Regions from separate parts of the Homo sapiens genome. Here region 2 is linked to region 1. The links are chromatin contacts, found by Hi-C or POLR2A ChIA-PET in ENCODE. All regions are on one chromosome and are shown on one strand. Each heading gives the region's core, a stretch centred on a gene start or an enhancer-like site at or near the end of the contact. The rest is flanking DNA. Distances are from core to core; before and after follow the strand shown.

Region 1 (3,654 bases), core at 493-2,992:
TCTCTTTAGTAAAGTTGCTTTTTGCCCTGAAGTCATAATCCAATTGTGTCAACGTGGTAATTAAACATCTGGATTGATTAGGTGGGGAAAGGGAGATTATTTTCTAAGATATTTTTTCTAAAAAATAAGCTTAAGAGTAGAAGGGCTCTGGTTTCCCGGAGCTGTCTAGAGTCATGGAAGGAAGGCCGCCAATATGAGGGATGAGGATGGCCACACAGTAGGGTGACTTTTCAATAAAATAACTTTTTTGTTCTTGTCACATTTAGTGAGCTTACTGCAACTACTACCCTACCAAAGTCACTGACTTCAGTAAACCATGGCTCAGCCATATGATGAATCATCCAGATGATCAAAATTATTCTTATGAAGAGCTTTTAACAACAAATACAGATACTTGTGATATAACACTGTGAACAAAAGCAAGATATACAAGGGCATTTGCAGTATAATGACAACTATGAAACCGATCCACATACGAGAACAGCAATACTCCAAAACTTCAAAAGGTGATTAGCTATAGATGGTGGGATTCTAGATGATTTTTGTTATTTTCTAGACCTTGTATTGAGTATTCTATAGTAAGTATGGATTCATTTTTATAATTAAAAATATATTTTTAAATGGAATAAAATCTATAAAAGGCATCACCTACTTCTTTCAAAGGTCACATATTCCTTAATCATGGCTTGAAGCCTCAGAGCTAAAATGGCAGTGTTCAAAATATACATCTGCTTTAGAACCTATTTTCTTCAATCTTTCCTATGATACTTAAAATTTCATAGACCTTCACAGAAATGTGGGAGGAAATCTGTTAGTGACTTTGTACACGCACCCAGATGATCTGGAACTGGTACTCTCCAGTGAAGCAGCCACTGGTCACTGAGGCTACCAAGCACTCGAAATGTGTCTGGTCCAAGCTGAGATGAGCTCTGAGAATGAAATACACACCAGCTATTGAATATATGGGAAGGGGCAAAAAATGTAAAATATCTCAATACTAACTTTATATTGATTACATGTTGAAGTGATATTTTTGAGATATTGCATTTAATGAAAAATACTATTAAATAATTTCACCTTTTTTTTAATGTGTAATATAATGTAATATGTAAAATGAGCTATGTAGCTCACATTAGCGCTCTTTTGGACTGAAATACTCTAGAAAAAAATTCTGCAGAAGTGTGCTTCGATTATCCATCTATCATCTTTCAGAAACATGCAGGATCTGAATACACACAGATTGCTTGCCCAAGCCAGATCTATGGCCCCCAGTAAAATGTATTCTCCTGCCCCTCTTCCAAGTTGTATCACACTTTTAGTGGTCAGACAATTTCAGTTATTTCCAAGCGCAGACGAATTGAGGCCAGTTCGATGAACAGCACTTACAGGCTGCACCTAACAGCCGTCTTGCCTTTCTTCAGACTGACACGGCCCACAGAGCTCAGAATTCTCTAACTCCCTAACATCTGCCTCTGTTCCCATGGATTCACTCACACATCTGTGTAACACTTCATTCAAAGGACACAGTCCCCATTTGAGACAGCCTCAAATATTCACAGCTCCCAAAAGGCTGTGCCAAAGAAACTTCCTCCGTGTAGCTGTAGGCCATCTCTCAAAGTGCCCTTGGTGTGAGGGGACTGAAAATTATTGCTCTTCAAAAGGGCAGGGGAAAATGAAAGGAAGGATTATATCTGCCTGAACTGCCAAACCAAACTCTGAGAAGCAGATTCTCCAGAGAGTGACTCAGGCCCACATGATGTTTGTTGGGGATGATGTTTTCACTGGGAGGCGAAGTGTGCATTTGCTTATCTGGCCAAAGGCTACTCAACTTATGTGGCCAGCCCACCCCACAGCAAACGTGTACAAGGGTTCTTGTTTCTCCCTGCTCAGAGCTGCATTTTCTCTCTCTACAGCAGTCATTAGAATAAATAAAACCCATATAATCAACATGAGAGGAAGAGGACATATTTTTGTAATGCACGCGGGGGAGGAGGGTGGTTTTTAAAACACCAGGGACACCGCGAATGCCACAGTTATTATGTCAAGGCTCATGAGGTCAAAGTCAGTTAATAATTCCCGATTATTCTCTTAAAGATGACTAACACACAGCCCAATGCTAACAGTTTTCATATTTTAATGATCTTCCATAGAGTTTTCTAATTTATTCAACCTCAGCAGATTCCATTTCTTCATAAAAATAAAGTATTTTTCATCACAGAGGAATAACTTCAAGTTTTTCTTCAGGGATGAGAATCCAAAATCCTGACTCTGCCTGCCATGCTACTGAGCTGTCTCCATTTATCTCTCTGAAATTTTTTGGCTTACAGATTAAAGCATTAGAGGAAAAGAAACTATAAACATAAAAGAATAATAAAGATCATGATTTGTTTAATTTTTACATTCTTATTATTAAGACAGAATTTAGGAAGCAAAACTGCACTTTATCACTTTAAAATATACCCCCAAAATCACTACACTAAAGGCATTATAAAGGGTGACATTGTAAGAATATTTAATTGACATGATTTGGGAGGAAGGGCTGGCAGCACACAAGGAAGAATCGAATGTGAAAGAGAATTTGGTTAATTTTAAAATGTTATCCAAGTAATTACAGTCATTATACTTTCCTGCGGCGCAGCAAAGAAGTAAAAATATCAAGCTCTCCCGCAAATTTTCCAATATATACATACTGTTAAAACATACACATGTGCACACAAACACGTACAGTGAAACCAGATTTTGGAGTTTATCGCTTGCCAAGGTTCACCCCAGAGCAAATATTTACTGCGGAGTTACAAAATTTTCCTGAAGGAGAACCAAAATGGAAGCGTTTACATATGCTGCAAGTACTTTGTGTGCGCAGGGGCCACAAGAAAGATATAGTTTAATAAAAACATTTATGGATTTTGAAAGCAAACACAATCCAAGAGTCTTGCACATGTGGGAAAAGATGATATTCCAGCCTAACACGTTCTCTCTTGAAGATCTTTTGGCTGTTTGCAGTGAGCAAACCCCAGTTTCCTCTGGGGCCCCGCTAATCTATATTGTAAACCATTCTCAGGAAACAAATGAAAGAACCATCCGACACTGCCCTCGGAGACAGCGGCAGGGATGCGGCTCTGCTCTACAGGCAGACAGAAACTTCCCAGGATGGGCGAAGGTGGCTGCTGCATGAAGAACTGGGGTTCTCTAACCTAAACCTTCGCCACCTCCTCTTCCTATCAGGAGAATCTCTCTTAACTGATTTCCTCTGCATTCTCTCACCTCCCGGGCTACCTCCCACTTCACCATCGCAAAACGAACCCGATATTTGCAAAACTTAGGAAAAGACACACCGGCGTGCGGCCCACTGTTTCCATGCCTTTTGCCCCATGGCCTGAGAACCCACTGTATGCATGGCCTTAGAACCAAAGTTTTGCACTTCAAGTGAGCTTTGTTCACGTTCGCCCCATTTTGTTCTGCCATTAGGTCTTGCGGGTGCGCTAGCCTGCTCTTCATTAGTGCTTTTGTGCCTCATTCTTTATGAACCCCGGGCTGCATCCATCTACCTTAGCGCTAATGATCAAACGGGGGATCTTGAAATCACTCTGCGCAATTTACAAATCACACAAACTGGAAAAAGGAATTCACGCCAAATTGGACAAACTTTTGGAA
Region 2 (3,654 bases), core at 831-3,330, 2.3 Mb after region 1:
GTTAAAAACTGGAAAAAACAAAACAAAACTTTAGGCAGCACTCATCCACTCTGGATAAAGAATAAATTCTCCATCTAACAGTGAGCTGGTGATAGGAATTATTTATAGATCATGTCATCTAAGCACCTAAAAAGATAAAAATATCATAGTGATTTTTATGAAGTTTACATTTTCAGAACTGCTTTGAAGCATATTTAGTGACTTAATGACATAAGCATTCCTTCAGCATTCCAGATAACAATAGAGGCATTGGAAATACAGGTGGAACCCTTTTTTTATCCTCATCGTGCCACATTAATTTTGTAAATAATACCACAACTGTGACTTCAAACACAATCAATCTGATATTTCTGCCACTACAGCTTTTCAATGTTTTAGCTCTTGCTGTATACCACATATTAAACACACCTCCATCACAGACACACAGTTATACAACGTGTTATATATTATTACGTATATTATGTTATATATTGATTCTACTGTAAGAATATCTAAGAAGACTAGGGTGCCCAAGAAGGGCTGAAAGGGAATCACAGAAGATTCTGACACATTTACAGTTTTGGCCAGTCATGGTGGCTCATGCCTGTAATTCTAGCACTTTGAGAGGTTGAGGTAGAGGACTGCTTGAGGCCAGAAGTTTGAGAGCAGACTGGACAGCATAATGAGACTCATTTCTATATTAAAAAAAAAAAAAAAAAAAAAGCCTGGCATGGTAATGCACACCTGTAGTCCCAGCTACTTGGGAGGCTGTGGAGGGAGGATTGCTTGAGCCCAGGAGGTTGAGGCTGCAGTGAGCTGTGATCCTGCCGCTGCACTCCAGTCTGGGTGATAGAGCAAAACTCAGTTTCAAAAACAAAATAAAATAAAATGTAAGCCCATTTTAAGTGTGCGCTTGGTGTACTTGAGAATCTGTAAAGAAAACAAACAAACAAATAAACAAAAACAAATACAATTTAACTGCTTGACGGAAATGCCATTTTTTTTTCTTAGCTCAAAAGGGATCAATACGGCATGGGATGCTTTTAGATATATTTTTAACAGAATACAGCTAGAGGGATAAAATGCTAATTTTCTACACGTTGTCTTATGAACCACAGAGGAATAAATGGTGCCTCATCAGACATGTCTCAGTGGCAGAACTGGGGAGTGGTACCACCCTGAGTGGGAGGCAGGGCACCAACAACCCCTCCCAGCCTGTGCCACCACCCTGATTGCCCAGCACCCCCAAGGGACAATGCAGAGGCAGGCAGCTGGAGGGACAGCTTAGCCTGGGCTCAAATCTGAAACACAGAAAGAGATAAGAGATGGACCAAATCCATCCCTGCTCCAACATTTGCTGCAAGGTAACCACAAGCAAATGTCTTTATCTCTTAGGGCATTTGCTACAAAAGTGGAAACAGTAACAGCTACACCTCACAGGACTATTGTGAGAATTAAAAGACATATTGTGAATAAAATGCCTGGCGATAGCGCCCAGAGCATGCTTAAGGCTCTGTGAATAGAAACGATTCCCATAAGTATCACTCTCTGATTTCTGGGCTTGTTCTCATTGGCAGTCCCTAGGTTATTTCTTATCACCATGACCTTGCAAACCATATCATAAATATCCAGGCACTATCTGAGAAAAAAATACAACAATGTATACTTATTATACATAGTTGGTGAAAAGGGGTATATAATATTTAGCACAAATTCATTTTTTGAAAAAAAATGTCTGCATATGTGGTTGAAAAAAAGTCTGAAAGGACATATACTGATTTGTAAACATGGTAGGTTCTGAGTGGTTTAACTACAATCAACAGCTTTGTCTTTCCTTTTGCTTCTCTGTTTTTCTAATTTTTCTATAGTGAGCATACACTCCATAGTTATATAAAAATATGAGAAATCAAAATTTTCATACATACTGAAAAACAAAATCATAAGATACTGCTGCTAAAATATCAGAACTAGTACAAACACAATACCACCTCCAATGCAAAAGAACACGATGACATAAAACAGCACTCAAAGGTCAAGCACAGCCAGAGGACTCTCATGGCAGAGAGAAAGTGAACTTGACCTTGAGCCCTAACTCAGCTCTTCCCCAGCCACAGCCCTCGGTGAGTCACTCATCTTGGGCCTCAGCTTACGACCGATTGATGTAACCATTTTTGCCCCAGTGGCAACACTTGCTAGGGATGACCAGTCCCTTCTCCTTGGAACACTCTGCCTTGGCTTCCAGGTCACTCCCTCCTGGCTTTTCCTTCCACCTCGGTGGTCCCTCCTTCTTGGTCTCCTTTACTGGTTCCCGGATCTCATCCAGTCTATTGTTTTAATGCCCACCATTCCCAAATGCCTATCTTCAGTCCTGACCTCTCTCCTGAACTCCAGAAGTGAATATCAAAAATTGCCCACTGGATGCTGGGCATGGTGGTATTTACCTATAGTTCTGGCTACTTAGGTGGCTGAGGTGGGAGGATCCCTTGAGGCCGGCCAGGGGTTTGAGGCTGTAGTGTACTATGATCGCGCCTCTGAAAAGCCACTGCACTCCAGCATGGGAAGCAGAGCAAGATCCATCTCTAAAATATTTTTTTTTAATTGCCCACTGAAGATTATCATTTGGCATCCAACAGGCATCGCAAACTTAACCTGGCCAAAACAGAGATCCTGATTTCCATCTTCCTCCAAAACTTCCTCCAGCCAGTCACCCTCATCTTAGCGAATGCCAACCAAATCCTTCCAGTTGTTCAGGTCAACCACTCTGGAGTCATCCTTGGTTTCTTTCTTTCTCTCATACCTAAACCAAACCTGTTGACCTTATCTCTAAAATCTACCCAGAACTCTACCACTTCCCACCACCTTCACAACTACCACCTGGACCAGGACCACTGGTTATCTTGTTACTGGACTATTGCAATCCCCTCTTAATCAGTCTCCCTGCTTCCACCCTTGTCCCCTCCAGTCTACTCGAGACACTGCAGCCAGAGTCACACTATGAAAGCACCCATTCATCCATCCTGTCCTCCTCTTCTCAAGGGCCACTGGCTCCCCATCTCCCAGAGAGTAAATGCCTCAAAAGCGCAAACTGGCCTACGTGGGTGCCCACCACGACCTTATCTCCCCCTGCCCTCTTTCTCACTCACTCCAGCCCCACTGGCCTCCCTGCAGTTCCTCCAGCACACCGGGCAGGCTCCCACCTCAGGGCCCCAGTCCGAGCTGTTCCCTCTACTTGGAATGCTGTTCTCCCAGCTGGCCACCTTCCCACTTCCTGCAGGTCATTACTCAAATGTCTTCTCCCTGGGGCGACTCCCCAGCCACCCTAGGTAGTACTGTGACAACCCCACACTCCCCCTCTCCACTTTCCTTATCTTACTTTTCTCCATGGCAGTTTCATTTCCCAACATAACTTTTGTTTCACTCACTTCATTTATTTGTGGTCTGTCTCCCTACAGCTAACACATAAATTCCACAAAAACAGGATTTCTTTATTGTTTTGTTCCCAATTGTATCCTTTGTACCTAGGACAGGGCCTGGCAAATACTAGGCACTCAATAAATGTTTACTGAATAAACAAATAGGATTTAACAACCTGCCCTTACATGTCTGAGTTACATAAGAAGCCCACAAAATAAGGAATGTAAATGTAACTACTTAATAATTTGTCACTTAGATAAA

Evidence for each region. Hi-C counts contacts between places; a loop is a spot of excess contacts on that map. ChIA-PET counts read pairs that join two places held with the same protein, here RNA polymerase II (POLR2A). Pooled maps may share reads with other maps.
Region 2: a loop to region 1 is called in a map of gastrocnemius medialis, with 3 times the contacts of the local background. The contact joins two enhancer-like sites. A Hi-C loop is called at or near these places in 1 of 168 maps with a recorded cell type or tissue (gastrocnemius medialis) and 4 of 50 pooled maps. POLR2A ChIA-PET finds 5 or more read pairs at or near these places in 1 of 52 experiments (T-cell).

The regions. Positions count from the first base shown.
Region 1 is chr7:25,848,094-25,851,747 of GRCh38, forward strand. No RefSeq gene overlaps it. Among named protein-coding and RNA genes, the nearest start is that of LINC03007, 60 kb to the left of the region's middle. Within about 2 kb of position 1,743, at least 17 of the 41 ENCODE cell types and tissues checked have a DNase peak (open chromatin) inside an H3K27ac peak, as active enhancers do; they include gastrocnemius medialis, where a contact is called at or near this core.
Region 2 is chr7:28,100,896-28,104,549 of GRCh38, forward strand. All of the region lies in intron 1 of JAZF1 (JAZF zinc finger 1), which reads right to left. Among named protein-coding and RNA genes, the nearest start is that of JAZF1-AS1, 78 kb to the right of the region's middle. Within about 2 kb of position 2,081, at least 7 of the 41 ENCODE cell types and tissues checked have a DNase peak (open chromatin) inside an H3K27ac peak, as active enhancers do; they include gastrocnemius medialis, where a contact is called at or near this core.